3 separate regions of the Homo sapiens genome follow, and regions 2 and 3 are each linked to region 1. The links are chromatin loops, found by intact Hi-C in ENCODE. Cell type or tissue: heart right ventricle. All regions are shown on one strand.

Evidence for each region. Hi-C counts contacts between places; a loop is a spot of excess contacts. Peaks named below come from ENCODE experiments on the same cell type or tissue, not always from the same donor. Only the 100,000 strongest peaks of a DNase experiment are listed, where the experiment ranks them.
Region 2: a loop joins it to region 1, with 5 times the contacts of the local background. A loop is called at or near these places in 67 of 110 quality-filtered maps.
Region 3: a loop joins it to region 1, with 2.7 times the contacts of the local background. A loop is called at or near these places in 83 of 110 quality-filtered maps.

What each region holds. Positions count from the first base shown.
Region 1 is chr10:29,445,505-29,453,504 of GRCh38, reverse strand. The region is part of intron 2 of SVIL-AS1 (SVIL antisense RNA 1); the gene reads right to left. Among named protein-coding and RNA genes, the nearest start is that of SVIL-AS1, 40 kb to the right of the region's middle. In heart right ventricle, CTCF peaks have their summits at 4,302 (motif pointing right) and 7,858 (motif pointing left); a DNase peak (open chromatin) is centred at 4,314; H3K27ac peaks cover 446 bases.
Region 2 is chr10:29,372,869-29,380,868 of GRCh38, reverse strand. LOC107984217 (a long non-coding RNA gene) reads right to left here. Exons shown (of 3, transcript XR_001747402.3): 3 at 6,499-6,549. LOC105376473 (a long non-coding RNA gene) reads left to right here and starts at 5,950. Exons shown (of 3, transcript XR_930786.3): 1 at 5,950-6,025; 2 at 6,440-6,593; 3 at 7,598-7,882. In heart right ventricle, a CTCF peak has its summit at 3,316 (motif pointing left); no DNase peak of the experiment used is centred here.
Region 3 is chr10:29,393,869-29,401,868 of GRCh38, reverse strand. No RefSeq gene overlaps it. Among named protein-coding and RNA genes, the nearest start is that of SVIL-AS1, 12 kb to the left of the region's middle. RefSeq lists an enhancer at 6,759-7,273. In heart right ventricle, no CTCF peak of the experiment used is centred here; no DNase peak of the experiment used is centred here.

The DNA.
Region 1 (8,000 bases):
ATCTAGGTAAGGCACAGAAGTCTCAAAACAGACCTCTGTGCAAAGCCTTTCTGAACTAGCGTAGCGACTAGTAACAGGCGACAATAACCAAGAAGTCAATAAAGAGTTTGGTGCGAGGCCAGGTGAGGTGGCTCACGCCTCTAATTCCAGTGCTTTGAGAGGCCAAGGAGGGAGGATCCCTTGAGGCCAAGAGGTCAAGATCAGCTTAGGCAACATAGTGACATCCTACCTGTACAAAAAATTTAAAAATCAGCTGATAATGGTGGGGACATGGCTTTAGTTTCAGCTACTCTGAAAGGTGAGATGGAAGGATCACTTGGACCCAGGAAGCAGAGGCTGCAGTGAGCTACTATCCTGCCATTGCACCCAGCAACAGAGCAATACCCTGTCTCTTAAAAAAAAAAAAAAAAAAAAGTACAGTGCTCTGTTTTCAGAAATATCAAGGTAATTCAAATGCAAATAACTGAAAATTAACTATATTGGTAGGGCATTTGGCCCAAAGAAGCCTTCCTCTTTTTGAAAAGAAAATACATTGCATTGCATGCATTTGCTCTTCTCCCCAGAGAAAGGATGTTGGGCTGCTTCAGACCTCTGACAATGGATGCACCCCCAGGATTAGATCAGAAAGATGGACCTGCCAGGGGAAAGCATCAGAGGCTTCTGTTCCTACCATCAGTACCATGGATGCGCTGCGAGTGTGGAGTCTGTATGGAAATGCCCCACTGATTTCACAGTGTCTAAAGCTGATCCTTGAGGACTAATAGAGAAGAAAGATGAACAGACCAGTATCCCTTGTTTCTAATACTGAACTGGCCTTTACTGAGCTTTTCTGTCGCGCAGCTGAGATTGAAAAGGAAGCCACAGGAGCAGAAGCGAATGCAAGCTAACAGAAAGAAAGGGAGCGCGGAGGATGCCACAGCCCCAGCGCCCTCCCAGCCTCAGCAGAGCTGTGGGGATTGTTCTTCACATCTGACGCCATGGGGTTCTGGAAGTCTCTTAAGGGATATATTGGAACTGACTTGTATTATTTGGAAATTGACATAAATTGTCTATTATTAAATCTCACTGAATTAAGCCCAAATTTACCATCTGAACACCGTTTTAGCATTCATCCTGAAATGGCTGGAACACGAGTTGTTAGCTCCATAAGGGTAAATAAATATTAGCTGGGCGCAGTGGCTCATGCCTGCAATTCCAGCACTCTGGGAGGCCAAAGTGGGAGGACAGATTGAGCCCAGGAGTTTCAGATCAGCCTGAGCAACATGATGAGACCCTGTTTCTACAAAAAATTAAACCATTAGCCAGGTGTGGTGGCATGTCCCTGTAGTCCCAGGTACTCAGGAGGCTGAGCTGGGAGGACTGCTGGAGCTCAGGAGGTTGAGGCTGCAGTGAGCTGTGATTGCACCACTGCATTCCAGCCTGGATGACAGTGAGACCCTGTCTCGAAAAAAAAAAGAAATATTGAGAAACGACTGACCAAGAGCCCATATGGAAGCAAAGAAAAATAAAACAAGCCCAATGTTTAGTAGTGGTTTCTGCAGATGGAAGACAGCAAACGGGGGAAGAGTGCATTTGGGATTGCAAGACTTGGTTAGTGTCAGAGCCCGTCCTAAAAGACAACGATGCAGCAGGACCCTACCTGTCCTTATGACTTCCTTTCATCCTCCAGGCTCACCCTCCATGCTTCCCTTCCTGAAGGAGGCCATTCATTATTAAAAACAGGAACTGCAAAGATCCAGCAGGGAGCATCGTTTGCCAATGACACTTGAGGTCCCAGTGGGGAAGACTTTTTTTTTTTGGTCAGATGGGGTCTTTCCCCAGATTCACATACAGTTATCACCACAGCCACAGCATCTGCTGAAGTCTATTTCTAGTATCATGTTGCACATTCCAGAGCCCTCATTATTTGCAGTGGTCCGCATTCATTCATGAATACTTATATTTACTACTTGTTCATTCAAATATTTATTGAGTGGGTGCTTAGCTTAAGGGTCAACAGAACACAAATACGCCTTATATCTAGGCTCTGATGCCCCAAGGGGCCTGCATTCCAGGAGAGGTGAAAATAATGATAATTCACCAAGAAGCACAAATAATGATGCAGGGTCAGACATGGTGGCTCACACTGTAATCCCAGCACTTTGGGAGGCCAACGCAAGAGGATGGCTTGAGCTCAGGAGTTTGAGACCAGTCTGGGCAACACAGTGAGACCCCATCTCTATAAAAATATTTAAAAATTAGCCAGTCATAGTGGGCACACCTGTAGTCCCAGCTACTTGGGAGACTGAGGTGGGAGGATCACTTGAGCCCAGGAATTCAAGACTGCAGTGAGCTATGATTGTACCACTGTACTCAAGCCTGGACCACACAGTGAGACCTTGTCTCTAAAAATAATAATAATAATAGCAGTGCAACAAGAATCTGTTCTGGGTGAAATTGTGCCCCACTTTTTCCTCCTCACCCACTCCCCCAAAAAGATTGGAGTTCTAACCCCTAGTACCTCAGAATGTGACCTTATTTGGAGATCCTTGGGTAATTAAGTTAAATGAGGTTTTCAGGGTAGGCCTAATCCAATCTGACTACTGTCTTTATATGAAGGGGAAATTGGGAAGTGGCGGCAGGCATGCACAGAGGGAAGACCGTGTGCAGATGCACGGGGAGAAGACGGCCCTCTGCAAGCCCAGAAGAGAGGCCTTAGAAGAAACCAACCCTACCCACACCTTGATCTCAGACTTCCGCCCTCCCGAGCTGCAAGACGATAAAGGTTCTGTTGTTTAAGCAGCCCAGTTTGTGGTACTTTGTCACAACAGCCCAAGGAAACTAATCATGTCCAAAGGAGGGACTTCTGGCTGGAGGTGGGAGGGAGGGGAAGGAATCAGGGTGGCTTCCGGGAGGAGGTGTCCTCTGAATCAGCCTCGAAGGACTGGCAGGATTTCTCACTGCAACTGGACATCAGTTCTCCAGCCATCAGCTCCAAAGAGAAGATCTGGAAGGAGGAGAGGGAAAGGAGAGGCACACCCAGTCTCCTACGTGTGGCACAGGCAGGATAAGGGCATAGCAAGTAGAGCCTCAAGGCTGAGGTGAGGGTGCACAGAAGGAAAGTGGACTTGGACATGGACGGGCCAGGGGAACCCGGCTAAGGGACTCTTCAGATGTGGGGATGACCCGGCAACAGCACCTGCGACTGATTCCTCTGGTCCGCAGGATCCCCAGGCCTAGTGCGTCCCTTTCTCATGGGGCCCGGGGTGTTTCCAGGGCTGGGGCTGGTTTCATAGTATCCTGCGCCCTGCGCTAGCACTTCTATCTTGGATCTTGATGTTGAAACCATTAGAGGTGCTGACTCTGTTACATTCTCCTCTCATCTGATCCTCATGTAAAGATATTTCTGAAATCTCCAGCAAGCAATATGGTACGTGGAAAATGGCGGACTTGCGTTTCCCACACAGTAATGCCGTTTCTCGGTAGACATCAGTGACCATGAGGCAGCTCTACCAAATGCTGCTCTGATCTTATAAGCTGCTCAGGAAAAGGAAATTGTTCTGTTGCATTGAAAATATCGAAAGTTTTGGAATCTTATCTTGCTATTTTAAAGTATTAATCTTTTTAGATTTTGACTCTTAAAAAATATTTGAATGGCCCTGGGAGATAGATTGGTCATGTCATAAACAAAAGACCAAGGCATACGAAAGTTACGGGACTCGGCTAAGATAACAGAGCTGGGTGGGGCAAGGCTCTTTAAGGACGGCACCCAGATGTGGTGGTCCGCATTCCCCTGTACCTGATTGTTGTTGAATAATGGAGGTAAACTGAGGCCCAAGGTCACCTCCTGCTTCAGGGAGGGCTTTAGGTAAGGGCGGGAGAGGAATCGCAGGCCCCGCCCGAACAGGCTGCTTTCTCTGCATGATTTCATCACATCCTCGCAGGCAGCCCCGAGAAGCACCTGCTGTGCCCTTTACTGAGGAGGGTCTCCAACATTCAGTTCTTCCTCATTCTCCCATCGCTGGTAAGAGACCCATTCCAGTGGAAGCTGAGGAACGAGACCTGCCTGGGAATGAGACCTTTCCTCATGAACACTAATTTTATCCAGGGGTGATAGGGTTAGGGGGAGATGTTTGCTGTTAATATCCGAATGTCTCTCTAACAGATTTCTATCAGGTTTGATATAACCTGTCAGCTGCCTCCCTCCAGCTGGAGAAGCCAGGAAAGGAAATGCAGGGACTGGCCAGGGAAGGAAATACGGAAGCGACAAAGGAGGAACCTTTGCATCTGGCGAGGGGCAGCCGCGCTGAGGGAAGGCTATGGCCAGCAGGTGGCGCTGTTGCTCACAGCAGAAGCCAAGGCTCCAACTCCAGCGCCGCCTCCGGCTTCACAGTCCTAGGATCTGCAGAGGAAGCCTCTGCTCTTAGGCACAGAACTGGGCCAAGACCTTCCCCTAAAGACCCCAGGGGCCAACTCCAGCTCCGTCCGGCTCATTTGTTTCCAGTTCAAGGAACCTGAACTCTACGATGGGCTGACCTGGGAATGTTCCCATTGCCCTGATGCAAGCAGTGATAAATTGTGCAGTGACATGAACGTGCCCAAGGGCTGGGGGAGTCTGCGAACCACAGTTCCTCTTAGCCAGGCTTCCCTCCGCCTGCATGCACACGCTTTTTAATTTTTGTTTTATTTTGTGGCTTCTTTAAAGCTCTTCCCTTTGCCAGTTTTGCCATCTGTAGAATGAAGGTGATACCTTCCTTTGGCTCAATTAGTTAATGTTAGGAAAGCTCTCTGCAGATGAAAAGCACTAAATTCTATTGATCAAATATTTAATTAGCCACACTTGCGGATGATTCATAATCATCTATTCAACTTCCTGAATTGCCAAGCAGAGAAAATGGCATGATTAGAAATATAATTTTAAATACCGGTTTTCAGAGATTTTGTACCTGTCAAGGCTATGAGAGAATTTCTGAATTAGCATACCAGTTCCTCCCCGATTTTCCAAGGGCCTGAAGAAACCAGCTCCCTTCCCACTCAGCCTGTGGCTGTGGCCATGACTGCCCTCCTCTACCCGCACCTGGCCTGGGGAGTAACTCAGCCGCAGGGCCTCAATGGCAGCGTGCAGAGGGTTGGACCGCAGTGCCAGGACCTCCCCAGCACGGGGCTGCCTCTCAGCCCTGGCAGGCCACAGCACCTCTTCTGCCTAGGGCAGTACCTTCATGGTCTGTCACATGCCTGCCCCTTTTCTGCCCTGGTAGGGACTCAGTGAGGAGAAACTAGGTCATGTAGGAGACACGGACACATTCAAAAGCAAGACACCCAAGCAGCTCGAGTGTAAGGAGATTTCCAGGCATTTCCAGTTGCTTTGAAGCACAGTCAGCAACATGGCCTGGTTTGTCTTCAGCTCTGGGTTCCAACCCAACCAAGACTGCAGGTTCTGGTTGTGCATGTGGCCTCTGAAAGCAAAATAGGCTTTTTCTTATTCATTCATTCTGCAAATATTAGTGTAAATGCTATGCTAGATATGCAGGCTAAACTGGTACAGACGATTATCTTTGACTTTCTGGCAAAACGTAATTTTCAAAAAGTGAAAAAAACAAAACCATCATACAGATAGATGGGAAGCACGTGTCATTTGGGGTCCTCAGGAAGCAGGTGTCAAGACAGAGCTAGACGTGAAAGACATTTATTGGGAGGAACACTTTTTGCAGATAAGAACAGTGGCAGCAGGAGGCAGGGAGGGTTTTGGGAGGGTGCTGCAAGGCTGACCCCTAGGAAAGGAGAGGGGAAGGAGGGAGAATGGGGAGGAAAGAGCCTCTGAGTGAGGGGCAGCTCTGAGAAGGTCTGACCAGCCCCCAGGGAGCCCCAGGGCAGAACTTGATCCTTAGAGGAAATAGGCAGAAATGGCCAGGTCCTAGGCCTCCCTCCTGGGCTCTGTCACTGGCTGGGCCTGACCTTGGCATGAAAGGTATACTGCAGTGGTCCCCATCTTTTTTGGCACCAGGGACCGGTTTCATGGAACACAATTTTTCCACGAACAGGGGCGGGTTAGGGGGATGGCTTGGGGATGAAATTGTTCCATCTCAGATCATTAGGCATTAGATTATCATAAGGAGTGTGCAACCTAGATCTCTGGAACGTGCAGTGCACAATAGCGTTTGCGCTCCTATGAGAATCTAATGCCACGGCTGACCTGACAAGAGGCGAGACTCAGGCAGTAATCCTGTTTCACCTATTGCTCACCTCCTGCCGTATGGCCCGGTTCCTAACAGGCCACAGGACAGTCACGTGGGACAAGCTGGGACTGGGGCACATGAACATCTTCATGTTAACAGGAAACCCAGGGCCCCTGTGTAACTCTGAAAAGACGAAAGGGTGCCTTCCACTCCTGATTAAGTCAGGTTCATCTGAAATAGAGGATCTGGGCATTTCTTGGTGGCTGGATAATCTTCTTTCCCTCTGGGCACCATCCTGGGGAAATGGATTATTAAATAATCTATCTCTTCTCAATATCTAAGACACTTAAAGGAGAGTTAAGCCGATTTGCCTCCCAAAAGGGAAAACCAGGCCAGAGAGTTCTTTTCACCATATTATGCGGGTTTCTAAAAACAGCATTAAAATTTCACTTCATTTAAAATTTCAAACAATGTAGGATTAAAATGTAGACATCTCCCAATTCTACATTATCCATTTCATTCCTTAAGAGCAAAGAGTATTTGCAGTTTGGGGTGAAACCTTCTATACATTTGCTATGTATGTACCACACATACACGCGGGTGCAATGATTTCCTCCCTTCTGTGATGCCATCAGATGCAAAATCCAGGAGTGAATTGGTGCCACTCCTCCAGGTTACTGTCCCCTCCCATTGCGTCCTCTCCCACTGTGCCCCAAGTGTAGGCACACCCCAATCCCTTTCTCCACAGCAAGGCTGATCAAGTAAGTGATGGTTTGCATAGAGATACTGACATTTTGAGAAATAACTGGCAGGAATTACATCACCTAACAAGCCAGAAAATGAAACTAGATATTACACATTATTGCTCTGGAACTGGACAGCCTAGATTCATATCCCAGCTTTTCTACTCACTAATGGTCTGACTTTGAGAAAATTACTGAGGTGTCTCAATTTTCTCATTTGTGAAATGAAGATAATAATGGTACCTGCCTTATAGGATTGTTTACAGAATTATATTACATACATGAGAAGAGCCCATAGCCATGCTGGGCAAGAAAGAGAGCTCAGCAAATGTTAAATTTGTTTAACTCTTCAAAAAAATCATACATTATACTATAAGGCAGGGGTTAGCAAGCTTTTTTGGTAAAGGATCACATAGTAAATACTTTAGGCTTTGGGAGCCATGTGGTCTCTGCCAAACTCTTCAACTCTGCACAGGGGAAAACAGCCCTAGACGATACATAAGTGCATGAGTCTGGCATCTTCCAATAAAGCTTTATTTATGGATACTGACATTTGAATTTTATATAATGTCACAAGTCATGAAATATTGTTCTTTTAAAAAATTTATTTCTCAATCATTTTAATGTAAAAAATCATTCTTCACTCCTGGGCCATGCAAAATCAGGCGGTGGGCTGGATTTGGCCTACGGGCTGTAGTTCACCAACAAATCTCCTCACCACCATCACCCCACTTAGCCACTTCTGCACCCTCTCTTCACCAGGTCTCCATCTCCCTGTTTTTGCTCATCTTTCCTCTATAGGAGAAAGCAAAACTCAGTAACTACATTTCTACCCAAGAAGAGTCCTTTCCCATTAGGACACAGGGAGCATGGTCCCTCTGTCTCAGGCTGTACACTCCAGGTTGAGCTCTGCCCTCAACCTCTGCAAACTAGAGGGACCGGGGAAAATGATCACATGTGTTGTAGGTAGAAGCCTGCCCTCTGCTGGGGACATATATTTTGTCTGCATAGCGGTCAACTGCTTGAGTCCACCAACTTCTTTAACTTGTCCCTTGGTAATTGACATGGTTTGGATGTGTGTTCCCACCCAAATCTCATGTTG
Region 2 (8,000 bases), 73 kb after region 1:
GAGTGAGGGTAACGAGTAGCAGCAGGAGCTGGAAGGCCTCTTCCCTCCCTCCTCCCCAGGAGTCTGGGCTCTCAGCTGGAGGCCACTGTACCATGGCAACTTCCATTTCAATGACATTATTTCTAATAAATGACTGCCCGAGGGTTTATGGGGTGTTTCTGGCCCCAGCTCAGCGTAACCAGCAGGAGTTGGGGGCGGGTCGATTTCCTGTCCCCTCACCCAGTGGTTTCTGCTTCACCATGGAAGATCACAAGAGTATTTGATGTTGGTTCTTGGAACAGAAATCAGTTAATTAAAGTCGGTGAGTGTTTGAGCAAATTGAATGCAAGCCGCACATTGTTGGCAGAGCACGGGTACCAGAAAGGCAGGCAGAAGTCGGCCCCCAGAGAGCACAGATACAGGAAGCCCCTCTCTTCAGTCAGTCCCCCAGTTCATCAGTAATGAGAGCAAACGCAACAGGAGAGACAGAAACACAGCAACAAGCCATCTTTTCCTTCCGGCCAAACCTCCCTGACTCTCCTGGCGACTCATCTCTCAACCTGAAAGGCTCATCGCGGAGCCCAGATGACTGGTTTGATTTTTGCTCGTTCTCTTTCTGCACCAAAAGGTAGAGAGAGATTGAGAGAGGGAGAGAGAGAGAACAGAAAAGAGAGCAGGGGGTCTGAATAATCTTTAAAGTAGGTAATTATCAACACTCATCAAGAAACTTTATCATTGTCCCAAGAATGAAGGTGTTAATGATGTTTGAGTTGGGGGAATGTGGTCACCAAGTTTTGTCTTTTTGAGAGCCTCTTCTTTTGGAGGTCTGGCCTCCCTAATGGACTGACCTCTGTGTGCTACCAAGCCGAGGATGCATCTGGAAGAACCGGCCCCCGGCTACTTGTTAGATCATAGGAGGGAAATGGAAATTGCTCTCTGCTCATCAGTGTCACTCAGTCCGAAGACGTTTTATTAAGTGCCCCTGGGACTTAAAGTAGCCATTCTTCTAGATGCAGAGCAATCAAGATACCTTTTCATCAAGGAAATGAATGAGGTTAGCACTCACCTTCCATTGCTAGGGCACAGAAGAAGCGTGCCAAGGCCTTCTTGAGCTCATTTATGACATTCATGAATAAGAAAATTGTATCTTTCTGTGTTGAGTGCTATAGTGTCTTGGGAGGATCATAGTCAAAACATTCCTTATTAGAAAGGGCCTCTTAAACACAGCCGAGGCCTTCATAAAAAGTAATGTGAATATGTTTCCTGCAATTTGCAAGATGTATTTCAACATGTGTATAGACTGTTTATTTAATTTTCTGCATGCCTGAATATCTTCACTTGCATACAAATTCTCTATTGTAATTGGCCAGGGAGGCTGATTATAAACAATTTATAAGTCCAAGTGTTAACCACGTGTTTGGCACAGAGCTATGCCAGGACCACATTACCCAGTGCTCGAGAATGGAAATACCGACAGGCTGGATCTGAAGACTCAACTGTGGCATATATGGATGGTGGATCTCAAGGGCCAGCCTCTAGATTCACATGCAGAGGGAGACATGCCATTTACACAGTTAACCACACACCAACTATTTTGAGTGGGTTGCTTTGCATTTTACCACATGCATGCATTTAGTGACGTGAGATATTGTAATGTTGGCTTTCATTTCAAAGACAGTTATTTAAACATACTTAACCTGTATAATTCTTCCCTTTGCTGTTTAGATAGCTGAAAGATTGAAATTTGGAAATGGAATTTTCTTAGAGCTAGGAGAGATCTTACACACGATTCACCATTTTACTCTGTATGTTTTTCTAGGTGAGGTGCCTGAGGATGAGAGGGGGCAGGAAACCACCCAAGAGCACACAGCTTGTTTGGGACAAGGAGAAAAGTGGTGGGATGGGGTGTCAGCCCTTCTCATGTGTTCTAATCATCAGCCTGTCCTTCACTATTGGCTCCTTCCCTCCATCTGTAAATGCCATCAGATCCCTTTCTCCCAATGCAAATAAGTAAATAAGTAAACAGCCAAACACCAACCAAGCCCCCCAACCGACTCCCCCCTACCCTCAGTGCTCCTCTAGTAACTATCCTGACTCTCCTCTTCTCATCCACATTTTTTAAAAAGCAGCCGATATTGGGCTGTCTTCACATGCACTCTGTCCCCAGGCCACTCTCAGTGGGCCTCTTCCTGCTCCAAATCCAATGGGCTTTCTTCTCTCTTCTAGGGGACACTCGTCCTTTGTCCCTTCATACCCCCCGGTTTCTTTGACACCACCCTGCCCTGCTTCTGCCTGCGGCTCTCGGAACCCTCCTTCTGTCCTCCGCGAGCCTGTCTCCTCGCTGGCATGCCCACGTTCTGCAGGATTCTGTACCCGCTCATAGCCCCTCCCACTTTATGCTCTGTCCTGGGCCATGCTTTTCAAGCTCACGATCAACTACAGACAAAGTATGATGTCTCCCTGATTCTGAATGTCAATTCTGAGCTTCAAATCTAAATAGTCAACAGCTGGTTGGACATCTCCACCCGGAAGTACTACAGGAACTTCAAACTTAACGCATCCACAGTGGAATTCATGACCGGCCCAGGCACTGCATTTTCTTCATTTTTGTGTATCCAGCACCTAGCAGACAGCAGGCACTCAGGAATTGTTGGCTGAGTAAGCATCTTACTTGGAAGGCAGAGGGGCGGAAATGTTTGAGAATTATAGGAGTAGGTAAAAGTCCCAAAGTGATGCAAGGAATGTAGGTTGGAGTGTTCATCGAAACTGCGTTTCCTAGAAGTCATTATATGAAAAGGACACCACACGCGTATGTTTACCGCAGCACAATTCACAATTGCAGAGATGTGGAACCAACCTAAGTGCCCATCAACCAATGAGTGGGTAAGGAAAACGTGGTATATATACACCATGGAATACTACTCAGCCATTAAAATGGAGGAAATAATGTCTTTTGCAGCAACTTGGATGGAGCTGGAGGCCATTATTCTTCAGGAGTGGAAAACCAAAACCACATGTTCTCACTTATAAGTGGGAGCTAAGCTACAAGTATGCAAAGGCATACAGTGTGATATCATCGACTTTAGAGATGCAGAAAGGGGAAGAGCGCTAGGGATAAAAAACTACACATCAGGTACAATGTACACTATTCGGGTGCACTAGAATCTTGGAGTTCACCACTATATAATTCATGTTACAAAAGACACCCCAAAAACTATTGAAATAAAAAACAATTTTTAAAGAAAGAAACTGTTTCCTGATACACTCAAATAAAAGATTAAAATGCCAGGTCTTTGAAAATGAATGCTTCATGATTGGCCATTGTTTTCTAGCACCACCTAGTGGATATCCTGAGTCAGCCAGCGTGCCTTCTTTTTTTATTATTATTTTTTTATTTTTTGAGAAAGACTGTCACTCTGTTTCCCAGGCTGGAGTACAGCTGTGTGATCTTGGCTCACTGCAAACTCTGCCTCCCAGGCTCAAGCAATTCTCCTGCCTCAGTCTCTTGAGTAGCTGAGACTACAGGCGCGCGCCACGACGCCCGGCTATAGTTTTGTATTTTTAGTAGACACGGGGTTTCACCATGTTAACCAGGCTAGTCTCGAACTCCTGACCTCAGGTGATTCGCCGGCCACAGCCTCCCAAAGTGCTGGGATTACAGGGGTGAACCACCGAGTCCGGCTTTTTTTTTTTTTTTTTTTTTTTTGAGACAGGATCTCCCTGTGTTGCCCAGACTGGAGTACAGTGGTGCCATCTTGGCTCAACGCAACCTCTGCCTTCTGGGCTCAAGCGATCCTCCCACCTCAGCCTTCCTAGTAACTGGGACCACAGTCGCGAGCCACCATGCCGAGCTAATTTTTTTTTTTTGTATTTTTTGTAGACACTTGGTTTCGCCATATTGCCCAGGCTGGTCTCAAACTCCTGGACTCAAGCCGTCCACCTGCCTCAGTCTCCCAAAGTGTTGGAATTACAGGTGTGAGCCACTGTGCATGGCCATCTTCATCTTTTAATTAAAAATGATATCTCAATTAACGATTTGCACTGTAATAGCACCTACCAAACCTACTAATTTTACATACATTACCTCATCTCATCTCCAAAACAAGGCACTCATTATTCTCCCCATTTTACAGGTTAGAAAACAAAACTTTAGAAGGTTGAGGAACTTGCCTTTCTCATAATTGTTTCCAACACTAAGCCTTCGCCATTCTGCCATAGAACTTTGCACTTTTATTCTACTGTTTTATTTCGTTGTTGCTATTTTACGTTATCTTTTAAAGAACACTAGTAGTTAGTTTATAGGGCTCCTAGACTATGTATGAGATATCAGAGTTGCAAAAATTCATTATAGATATAGCATTAGGCCAGGCGCAGTGTCCCATGCCTGTAATCCCAGCACTTTGGGAGGCCGAGGAAGGAGGATTGCTTGAGCTCAGGAGTTCAAGACCAGCCTGGGCAACATAGTGAGACCCCATCTCTACTATATATATATATATATATATATACATATATGTATACACAATGTGTATATATAGTGTATATATATGCAATGTATATATAGTATATATACAATATATATACTATATATGAAAACTATTTTTTAGACAAAATATTTTTTCTAATAATATTTTAGAAAAAATTTTTCTTTTCTAAAGGAAAATTCTAAAATTTTCTTTTTCTAAGAGAAAAATGTATATAAACATAGAAACAGTATCAACAATAACAACAAAAACAAAGCACATGCTGCCTCCAGGCATTGTTACAGCTTCCTAGGTATCATCTCACTTAATCCTTGCTTCCTATATATCATCTCACTTAATTCCCGTGACCACTCCGTGAATAAGATATTCTTATTATCCCTATTTTGTTTTCCCAAGGACACCAGCTAGTAGTGGATCCTAAATACAACCAGGCAGTCTGACTCCAGAGTCAAGATCTTAACTCATATCAGAGCAAACAGCATCGGGAAGACACTGGAAGGGTCAAACGTACCTTGACACTTGTTCACTCATTTGATTTCCATGATAACAGAGATTTAAATATTTGGTCTACATCTAATGCACCCTTTTCAGTGCCAGGTATGGTGGCTTTCCAAAAGCAAAATTTCAGAGTCCACTTATTGAATGAATGATCTGTATTAAGAGAACATTGGATGATGATGGCTTAATGTGTCCATCATTGCATATAGCTTATTTCCTTTTTATTAAGAACTTACTGGAGGCCAGGCACTGTGGCTCATGCCTGTAATCCCAGGAAGACCAAAGTGAGTGGGTTGCTTGAGCTCAGGTGTTCAACACTAGCGAAACCCTGCAGGTACAAAAAATAAAAAATTAGCCAGGCATGGGAGTGTGACCTGTAGACCCAGCTACTAGGAGGGCTGAGGTGGGAGGATCACCTGAGCCCATGGAGGCTGAGGCTGCAGTGAACTGTGATCACACCACTGCACTTTAGCCTGGGCTAAAGTGAGACTTTGTCACACACACACACACACACACACACACACACACACACACAAAGAAAAAGAAAAAGAAAAGAAAAGAAGTTTCTGGAAACAAAATTTCTTCATTTAAAGGTGGTGATGTGTTAGAGAAAAGCACTCTTCTGTACCTTGGATGGACCTGGGGGTGGGGAGGTCTGTCCCCAGGGGACAACTTGGGATGTCCTCACATCTGCCCACAGTGGCCCATTTATTTATTTTTATGTTGAATATGGGCACAGTGCCACACCCCTATTGGGCTTCTGTTTCAGCCACTGAACTTAGTTTTGGGTGGCCTTTGGGCTTGGTTCTTGTGTTGAATTATTAACCCTGATTTGACACCCCTGCCATTCATACTGTAAGGTTTGGGTTTTGTGCAAAGGGCTTGCCCGCCTCCTGAGACCACATGACTACAAGCCAGGAATGCTTCCCTGGCCACTTCTGGATAATTGTTTTCTGCTGTACTTGGATTTGCTCTTATATTTAGCTATAAAGCAAGACAGTTTCCGTCAGAAACTCTACTTTTCCACAACTCCATATAAAGGGAAAACCTCAAAAAGAAAAAAAAGGGTATTTTTGGTGAAAGTTTTCCTTTATGACAGGGTCAATTGTGAAATAACTTATATGAAGGGGACTCCGATAATTGGTTGATCAACCTGTGAAACAAAACTTTGGGTGCAAATTTTAAATTTTTAGGCTAAAAAATTATTTTTAAAGCATATACTTGAATGCTTTCACTCATACATTGGCTAACCTATGAATTTCCCTCCCACCTTACCACCCGCAACTCAAAGAGGTTTATACTTTATATATATATATATATATATATATTCTGTATTTTTTTTCCTAGGAGTTATCCCCAGTTTCCCTCACCACAGATGCAATTTCCAGAGCCAATACTTAGATATAATTTGAATGTGTCTCATTTGATTCATTTACATTTTCTAAATGAGGCCCACGTACCTTCTTCTGTCACTCTCCCAGGCTTACAGCTGCAGGCTTCTTTGGCCTCCCATGGCAGCGGCGCAGCCGAATGGATGGGGCGTGTCTCTGGAATGTGTGTCCTTGCATAGCGTTTATATCAGAAAGAGCTCCTGAGAAGATCCAAAAATGTTTTTATCTCTTACTTCCCTGACAGGTAAAGATCTCTTTTTTGTAATTATCTTTAAAAAATGTATGAATGGCTGGGCACGGTGGCTTATGCCTGTAACCCCAGCACTTTGGGAGGCCAAGGTGGGCAGACCACTTGAGGTCAGGAGTTTGAGACCAGCCTGGCCAACATGGCAAAACCCCATCTCTACTAAAAATACCAAAATTAGCCTGGTGTGGCGGGGTGCACCTGCAATCCCAGCTACTTGGGAGTCTGAGACAGGAGAATTGCTTGAACCTGGGAGGCGGAGGTTGTAGTGAGCCAAGATGGTGCCATTGCACTCCAGCCTGGGTGACAGAGTGAGACTTTGTCAAACACAAAAAAATGTATGAATGATAAAAACAGAAATACTTAGAGGGATGGGAGTTTAAAGCTCAATGTCGTTCTGGTTTTTGATAGTAAATATATATATATTTACTATATATTTGTTATATGTGCTATAATACTATACTATAATATACTATTGCATTTATTATATACAGTAAATTTTTATATATTTGCTGTATATTTACTATATATAGTAAATACATATATATGAAATACATAAAATTTATTATATATAGTAAATATACATATACACACACACACATACACACACACATACATGTATATATATATATATATATTTTAGAGACAGGGTCTTCCTCTGTCACCCAGGCTGGAGTGCAGTGGTGTAATCACGGCCCACTGCAGTCTTGACCTCCTGGGCTCAAGCCATCCTCCCACCTCAGCCTCCCTAGAACCCGGGACTACAAGTGTGCCCCACCACACCCAGCTAATTTTTTGATTTTTTATAGAGTGGGGTCTTGTTATATTGCACAGGCTGGTCTTCAACTCCTGGGCTCAAGGGATCCTCCTACCTTTGCCTCCCAAAGTGCTGGGATTACAGGTGTGAGCCACCTCACCCAGTCCCTAAATATTCATTACAGTAAGAATTAGTCAAGAGAAGAACATTGTTATGGACTAAATTGTATCCCTTCAAAAATCCATAGGTTGAAGCCCCACCCCAATGTGGCTATTTGGAGATGAGGCCTTTGGGAGATAATTGGGGTTGGATGAGGTCATGAAGGTGGAACCCTCGTGATGGGATAATGGCTTGATAAGAAGAGGAAGAGGGAGAGGTCGCTGTCCCTTTCCGCCATGTAAGCACACAGCAGGAAAGCGACTGTCTACAAGCCAGGAAGAGGGCCCTTATCAGGAACCAAATCGGCCACCACTGTGATCTGGGACTTTGCAGCCTTCAGAACTATGGAAATAAATGCCTGTTGCTTAACCCACTCAGTCTATGGTGTTTTGTTATGGCAGCCTGAGCAGACTAATGATGAAGACAAATATGATTAAGATTAAATATGATTAAAAAGAGGGTTATTAATTACTTTTTTCTGTGATTTTAAA
Region 3 (8,000 bases), 52 kb after region 1:
GTGGATATCCAGTTCTTCCAGCACCATTTGTTGAAAATACTATCTTTTCTTCATTATATTGCCTTTACTCTGTTGCCAAAGATGAGTTGACTATATTTATGTGGGTCTGTTTGGGGCTCTTTATTTTGTTTTGATTGGTCTACTTGTCCATTCTTTCACCAATATGATGCAATTTTGATTGCTGTAGCTTTACAGTAAATCTCAAAGTCAGGTAATGACGGTCCTCTAACTTTGTTTTTTTCTTTAATATTGTGTTGGCTATTCTGGGTCTTTTGCCTCTCCATATAAAGTTTAGAATCAGTTTGTCTATAATCACAATATAACTTGCTGAGATTCTGATTGGGATTCCATTGAGTCTGTAGATCAATTTGGGAAGAAATGACATCTTGACAATATTGAGTCTTCTTATCCATGAACATGTGTTATCTCTTTATTTATTTAGTTCTTCTCTGACATCTTTCATCAGAGTTTTGTAGTTTCCCTCATATAGGTCTTATACATATTTTCTATTAGGTTTATACCTACGTATCTCATTTTTTGTATGCTGAATGGTATTGTGTTTTTAATTTTAAATTCCACTTGTTTATTGCTATTGTACAGAAAAGCAATTGACTTTTGTATATTAACCTTGTAGCCTGCACCCTTACTATAGTTCCTTGTTAGTTCCAGGAGATTTTTAAAAATTATTTTTATTTTAGATTTTCTGCATAGATAATCATGTTATTTGCAAATAAAGATAGTCTTGTTTCTTTCTGCCCAATCTGTACACATTTTGTTTCATTTTCTTGTCTTATTGCATTAGCTAGGACTTCCAATAAGATGTTGAAAAGGAGTGATGAGGGGGACGTCCTTGCCTTTTTCCTGATGGAATTGTCTTTTAAATTTAATTTTTGAATTGTTCACTGCAAATGTATGGAAACAATTGATTTTTGTATATTGATCTGATATCCTGAGCATTCCATTTTTTACATGTAGTCTTCATATTTCTTCTTCTTTTTTTTTTTTTTTTTTTTTTGTGAGACAGAGCATCACTCTATCACCCAGGCTGGAGTGCAGTGGTGCAATCTCAGCTCACTGCAACCTTGACATCCTGGGTTCAAGTGATCATCCCACTTCAGCTTCCCAAGTAGCTGGGACTACAGACATGCACTGCTATGCCCAGTTAATTTTTAAAATTTTTTTGTGGAGACAGGGTTTGCCATGTTGCTCAGGCTGGTCTTGAACCCCTGGGCTCATGTGATCTGTCCACCTCGGCCTCCCAAAGTGTTATGATTACAGGCATGAACCACTATGCCCAGCTCCCCCTGTATTGTTATAGCATAATTTTTGTTTCATATTAATGTACTGATGTCTTCATGAAGTCTTCTAAAACTTAATAAATAAATGCTGCTCACTGGTAAGCCAAGTAGTAATGTCCTCTGATGATATCTGGTTAAACTACTTGACATGGTCAGTATCCATCTATTTTGACTTAGGAAGATGACAGTTTCATGTAGTTCAGCCTAACCTTTGGTATAAGTTTTGTTTTTCTTAACGTTAATAACTGATTCTTTTTTTTTTTTTTTTTGGCATGTGTTTCTTTGATGCTGAAACTTTTTAAACCTTTTAAAGACCTTTTCTAAGTTCCTGAGGGCCAGTTCTAATATCACAGTTAGAAGCCTGGAAAAAGTTCCCAGGCAGACTGTGGAGGAAGGCCCAGAGAACTGAGCCTGCCAGTTGGATCTGCTCTACCCAGCCTGATTCTCGGCAGGATCTGGAGGAGACTTGTATACCAAGATACTGAGGAGTGAGTTTTTGGGAGCTCCGGTACTGTTGAGAAGCTCAGAGTGGGGGACTGTTCCCTGGGTGCCAGAGCTGATGGGAGGAGATGCTGTTATAGAACTGGGGCCTCTAGCAGCAAGATGAGTGAAAGGATCCTTGAAAAGGAGAGGTCACCTGCAGTGCTGAACCATCAGATGCAAGTGACCTTAATGGGCAGAAAGGTTGAAAAGGTATCCAGGGAGTCTTGAACAGCAAAGGTCTATGGAGACAGCAGAAGAAAATGATATTCATAGGAGCAAGAGAGATGGGTAGCCAATGAGAGTATGGAATAAATGTATTATAATGTGTGTTATATTGATCTTAAAGAAGGTAAAGCATGGATGAGCAGAAGGATGAGGTCAGTTACCCCAGATGGAAAGTCATGATCCCTTGCTTTCTTTCCAGACCTAAGCCAGTTCTTACACCTAGAACCCATCAATTGAAGGAAAGGCTGGGTCCCTGTGGGGAAATACCTGCCATCCCATGGCAGATGTAGAAAGAGGTAATTTCCCCGGACTTTCCCCAAAGATGTCTATAGCCATGTACTCAGATCACCATGCAATGGGGAAAGAGGAATGTCCAAATTTCTCTAATGCTATTAGAATATCAAGATTGACACTCAAAGTGATAAAGGCCTTCCTGTTCGATTAGGGATATATGGGAACTATGTGATCAATAAAGTTCTGGCTCAGGTCCGTGGACCTACCTGTGGGTCACTTTGCGAGTTCCTGAATGTATAATTGGAATGGACATAATTACCATTCAGTGGAACTGTCATGTGGTCTCTTGATTGGTAAAGTAAGAACATAATGTTATAGTAGGAATGGTCCAGTGGATGGCGCTGAAACCACCCTCTCACCCAGGCCAAGACATTAAATCAAAACCAATATCACACTATATTGATGACATCACATTAATCAGACGGATGAGAAAGAAGTAGCAAGAATAAGGCATTCTGGCAAGGTGAGGTGGCTCACCCCTGTAGTCCCAGCTACTTGGGAGGCTGAGGCGGGAGAATCACTTGAGCCCAGGAGTTCAAGGTTGCATTGAGCTATGATTGCGCCACTGCACTACAGCCTGGGTGACAGAACAAGACCTTGTCACTAAAAAATAATATAAAAATTTAAAAAGCACACCTGTAATCCCAGCACTTTGGGAGGCTGAGGCAGGCAGATCACGAGGTAAGGAGATCGAGACCATCCTGGCTAACACAGTGAAACCCCCATCTCTACTAAAAATACAAAAAATTAGTCGGGCCTGGTGGCGGGTGCCTGTAGTCCCAGCTACTTGGGAGGCTGAGGCAGGAGAATGGCCTGAACCTGGGAGGCGGAGCTTGCAGTGAGCCAAGATCACACCACTGCACTCCACCCTGGGCAACAGAGTAAGACTCTGTCTCAAACAAACAAAGAAAAAAAAGAATTAGGCACTCTGATGCACCGTTCCTCAGCTGTACTTGGGTGGTCTGTTCCCAAAGAAGAAGGGCAGCTGGGATTAGGAGATGACCAGCAATCATCGCTTCACCACGTCAGTTCTGACTTATGTTGGTAACCCCTTTTAACCTGGACATAATTCTAGCACTTAGCTATTGAATTCAATTCTGCAGGCAGTTACTGAGAGGCTACTGCCTGCTAAGCCCAGTGCTAGGTGCTATGGCTGTCTGCAAGGCTGTTTGAAACACTCAGAGCACAGAAGGAGGACGGGTGTCTGCGCTTCCAAGCACTGGGATGCAGCCTCTTTTCTCAATAAGAGGGGCTTGGGCAGTGGAGAAAAAAGTATGTCAGCAAAAGAATAAGGCTGTACTTTAATTTTTTTTTCTTTTTAGATTTTTGATTCCTTGTTTCTTAATGCCTTCTCCTTCCATATTGACTTGGACACCCACCTGGTGTCCACCTAATCACTGACTTTACTGCCTTTGTCCCTCCCTTGTCCTCCCCTCATCCCTCTTGTTGCAATTGTAGGGTCGATGACCTTGTTGGCTGGGACAGACTCAGGAATAAGTGATTAGGGATGATTTTTTTTTTTAAATAAAGACAAGGTCTCGCTCTGCCACCCAGGCTGGAGTGCAGCGACATGATCATAGCTCAATGAAGCTTCAAACTCCTGGGCTCAAGGCATTCTCTTGCCTCAGCCTCCTGAGTAGCTGGGATTGTATAAGTAAGCCACCGTGCCAGGCCTGTCATTTTTTTCAACGTCCATTTCCCAATTTTTCAGCACCTATTAAAATGATCATGCGAAAGTGTTAGAGGTTAAGATGTCACCACACTATGAGGGCACATGAGCCTTTGGTGGCCTCCAGGACACAGATGACAAACAGTGAACAAAAATCCATCAGTGGAGGAGGGGAACAGACAGTGCCCTGAGTCCCCAAATGGGGATTTACGTTTGCTGATGTCTGTCTGTCTGTATACATGCATAGATATGTGTGTATCTGTGTGTGTATTCATATATACATAACTCCTTTTATAACAAGTATCCTTTGATTAAAAGTAATAAATCTCCCTTGGCTGAAGTGACAGGTATTATTATTTTGCTTTTGGCAACCCATAAAAGAAAAACCAAATCCACAAGATGTGCAGGGGAGGAACAGGTTAAATACTAAGTGCTGGGTCTAATCCTTCAGCAGCCAGGCAGGATTAGGGGCTGAGGCTTGTACTGCTGAGGAGAGACAGCAGAAGGCTGCATGGTAAGTGTCACGTCTTCTAATGAGTTGAAAGCAGCATGAAGGAGCCTTTTTTATCCTCTGGATCTAAGAGGTTGCCGTATCTTCTTAAGTGTCAATTTGTTAATATTTGAAGAGAAAACCAGAAAAGTTTTACTGATTCCTGCTTTCTCCTATGCTTTCTTTTGAGGAGGTCGCTCGTTTAGAAGCGCTTGGCCTGGGTGGGCATCCCTATGAGCTGGAGGGGCCCAGGCTGCAGAGGCTCTCATGGGAGTGCTGTGGCTGGAAGTGGGTTGTTGGAGCAACTTGAACCCGAAGTTGAGTTCATTCATTATCCCAGGAAAGCATCATCAATTAGAAAGGGAACATGTGAAACTGTCAAGACCAGCCTGCTTTCAAGGTGTCAACTGATCATGTAGACAATGGTCTTATTAGGAAAAGCAAAGACCTCTGTAAGGAACAATAAGCAAGGGCAGGAGTGTGGGTCTTGGGCACCAGGACCAGCCTGCCCAGCAGCTCATACCTCCGCAGGCTCAAGAAAGTGACCCAGTGCCTCTGTGCCTAAGTCTCAATCTCTAAAATGAGGATCATAATAATATATGTCCATAAGGTTATTGTGAGGATAAGATGAGGTAACAAGGCCATGTGCAGTGGCTCATGCCCATAATACCAGCTCTTTTGGAGATTGAGATGGAAGGATCATTTGAGGTCAGGAGTTTGAGATCAGCCTGGGCAACAGAGAAAGACCCCAAATCTAAAACAAAGAAAAGAAAATTAGCAGGGCATGGTGGCATGCACCTGTAGTCCCAGCTACTGGGGAGGCTGAGAGGATAAGATTGCATGAGCCCATGAGTTTGAGGTTACAGAGAGCTATGGTCCTGCCACTGCACTCCAGCCTGGGTGACAGAGTGAGACCTTGTCTCCAGAAAAAAAGAAAAAAACAGATGAGGTAACAAGTATATGCACCTAGAACAGTGCCTTGTCCATGGTATTAACTATTATCGTAACTTGCCTCATGGGACTTTATGTTGGAAAGAGATAAGATAATCAAATCCTAACCAGAATGATTTCAGAATTGCAAGGATTTGTTTGGCATATTTTCCTGCAAAGAAAAATTTGAAAAGAGTGGATAATAAGCAATAATATATGTTATGTGAGCACATAGATACCTATGTGCAATATTTTATAAATAAATCCATGTGAGAGATGCCTTTTGTAGGAGAAAGGGAATGAACTTGGATGGAGAAAAATAAACGGAACTTCAGTTTAACTGCAGTGTTATTTTACTTTACTTTGTTTTTAAATGGAAAAGAAAGATTGAAAAGAACTATCCTAGTAATTCAAGAGTAGTCAGTTATGGGTAGTAATCAGAGAGGTGTTTGTTATAAGAGTCTTTCAACTTTTCTGGCGTTTTCTAAATTTCTCAAAGTTACAAATATAAAGTGTTTAAAAGAAACAAAATCAACCATGACATTAATTCCAGAAAGAAAGGGATTGATCTGTGAGAAAGATAACAATGAAGACAAGCAGGAAAAGTACTGTCATGGGGTCCTTCGGGTGTCGCTTTTCCAGCTGGAAACCTCTGTGAGTAGTGGCACTTTTTCCTCAGTTTTGCTGGGCTCCACTGGGCTTGTTCTGTCCACTCGGCCTGGCAGGCTGCACTCAGCTTGTGCTATTGGTCTTGATCCCATGCCTACCAAGGTTGAGCCAGGCGCAGAGTGGCTAGGAGTGTGTGAGTGAGCAAGTATGGGGTCTGGCGACTGCACACATCCAGGCACACCAGCTGCTGCTGTGGGGCGGGCAGCTCCAGGTGCCAGCACATGTGCCAGCTCCATGCAAGAGCCTGCGGCTGGATCAGACGCACTGCCAACAGCTTCCACTGTGGGCATCTGTGTCTGGACAAGGGGAATGTGGTGGCACCTGGAAGCTTGGAGATGCCAGAAACCACAGAGCACCAAAGAGGGTGTCACAGCCCTGGCTCAGGAAGCCCCTAGGTCTGGGTTCCCTAAAGGGCCACAGTTCTTCTCTCTTTCTTGTCACCCAAAATGTGGGGAGCAGGGGGATGTGTTTCAGTCCTGTTTGTGTTACAGCTCTTTCAGTCTTGCTATTCAGCAGGTCCTGACTTCTTATCCTGCATCCAGAAAGAGTGAGATATGTGGACAACTGGAGGGTGAGCAAGGCAGAGAGGAGCTTCACTGAGTGATGGAACAGTTCTCCAATGACCCAAAGTTGACAGCTCCTTTCCTCAGGCAGGTCATCCTGATGACTGTCCAGTTCCTTTCCCCAGACAGGTCATCCTGGCAAGTTGAGGAGACCCAAAATAGGTAGCTCCTTCCAGCAGCTGGTAATCCTGATGTCTGTGTAAGTCTGGGGTTTTTATGGGCTCAGAAAGGAGAAAGGGGATGGCCCATGGGCGGCTATGGGTGGACCCAGAAAAAGCACCATAAATTCTCACTCCGGAGCATGGACTTCACCTAGAACTGGCAGCCTAGCCCCCAGGCTTCAGGCCGTGCCTGACTTAAAGGAGGGGCTTCACCAGGGACCTGCCCCTTTCCACTTAGGAACCTATTTGCCTCCTGCCATCATCAACATGCCATCTAGGGTGCCCAGGCTGTTCATGCAGAGAGGCATCTGCAGGCCTGTGCAGAGTCACCCTCAGTCCCTCCCCTGCCCAAAGTCCAGAGGGGGCCAAGGCGTCAGGGGACCAGCATGTCAGCACCACCCTGAGTGCTCACACACCTGGCAACAGTGTCCAGGCTTGGCTGCAAATTTTCTCCGCACTACAAACTTGCTCCTCTGGGAGCAAGGAGAGGCCAGGGAGCAGGAGCAAGCACTTCAGAGCCTGTGGGGGGAGCAGGGACTTCCCAGGCTCCTGAGAACGCAGGGATGCCCTGTCTGGAGCTGTGGCTGGGCAGCTGCAGCTGTGCCTGGGAGCACAGGGCTCCTGCCCCACTGACTTGGTAGTCGCATGGGGCTCTTGCCTGTTCCCAGCCCTTGCTGGTTCCGCAGAGCTGCAGCCCCAGCCGGGCCTCCCTCACTGCAGCAGGCATCTTTGCAGCAGCTGCTCCAGATGGGCCACTGCCGCCATCAGTACCCTATGAGGATGATTTTTCTACCAACTCCTTCAGGCACATTGTACCCAAAACAAAGAAACAGCAGAGAGGAACATCCCTGGGCTCCTGAGAGGAGAGATGGAGGGCCGTTTCTCTACTGCAGATGGTATTTGTCTCCCTGGCAATTCCCGATAGAAATACATCTCTGAAGCTTTTTACTCCTTTGCAATTGGCTTCATTAGCATTTCAGAAAAGATTCTGCTCACAAGTTTTACCTTTCTGATACTCGTTCTTTATTTTCAGGAAATTTATCAAAAGAAGTAGAATGATTCAGATTAAGTGTACCAATGAAATGGCATCAAAAAGCAATATTAACATGTTTTTCAGGCTTGGTATGGTGGCTCATGCCTGTAATCTCAGCACTTTGGGAGACCGAGGTGGGCAGATCATTTGTGCTCATGAGTTCCAGACCAGCCTGGGCAACATGG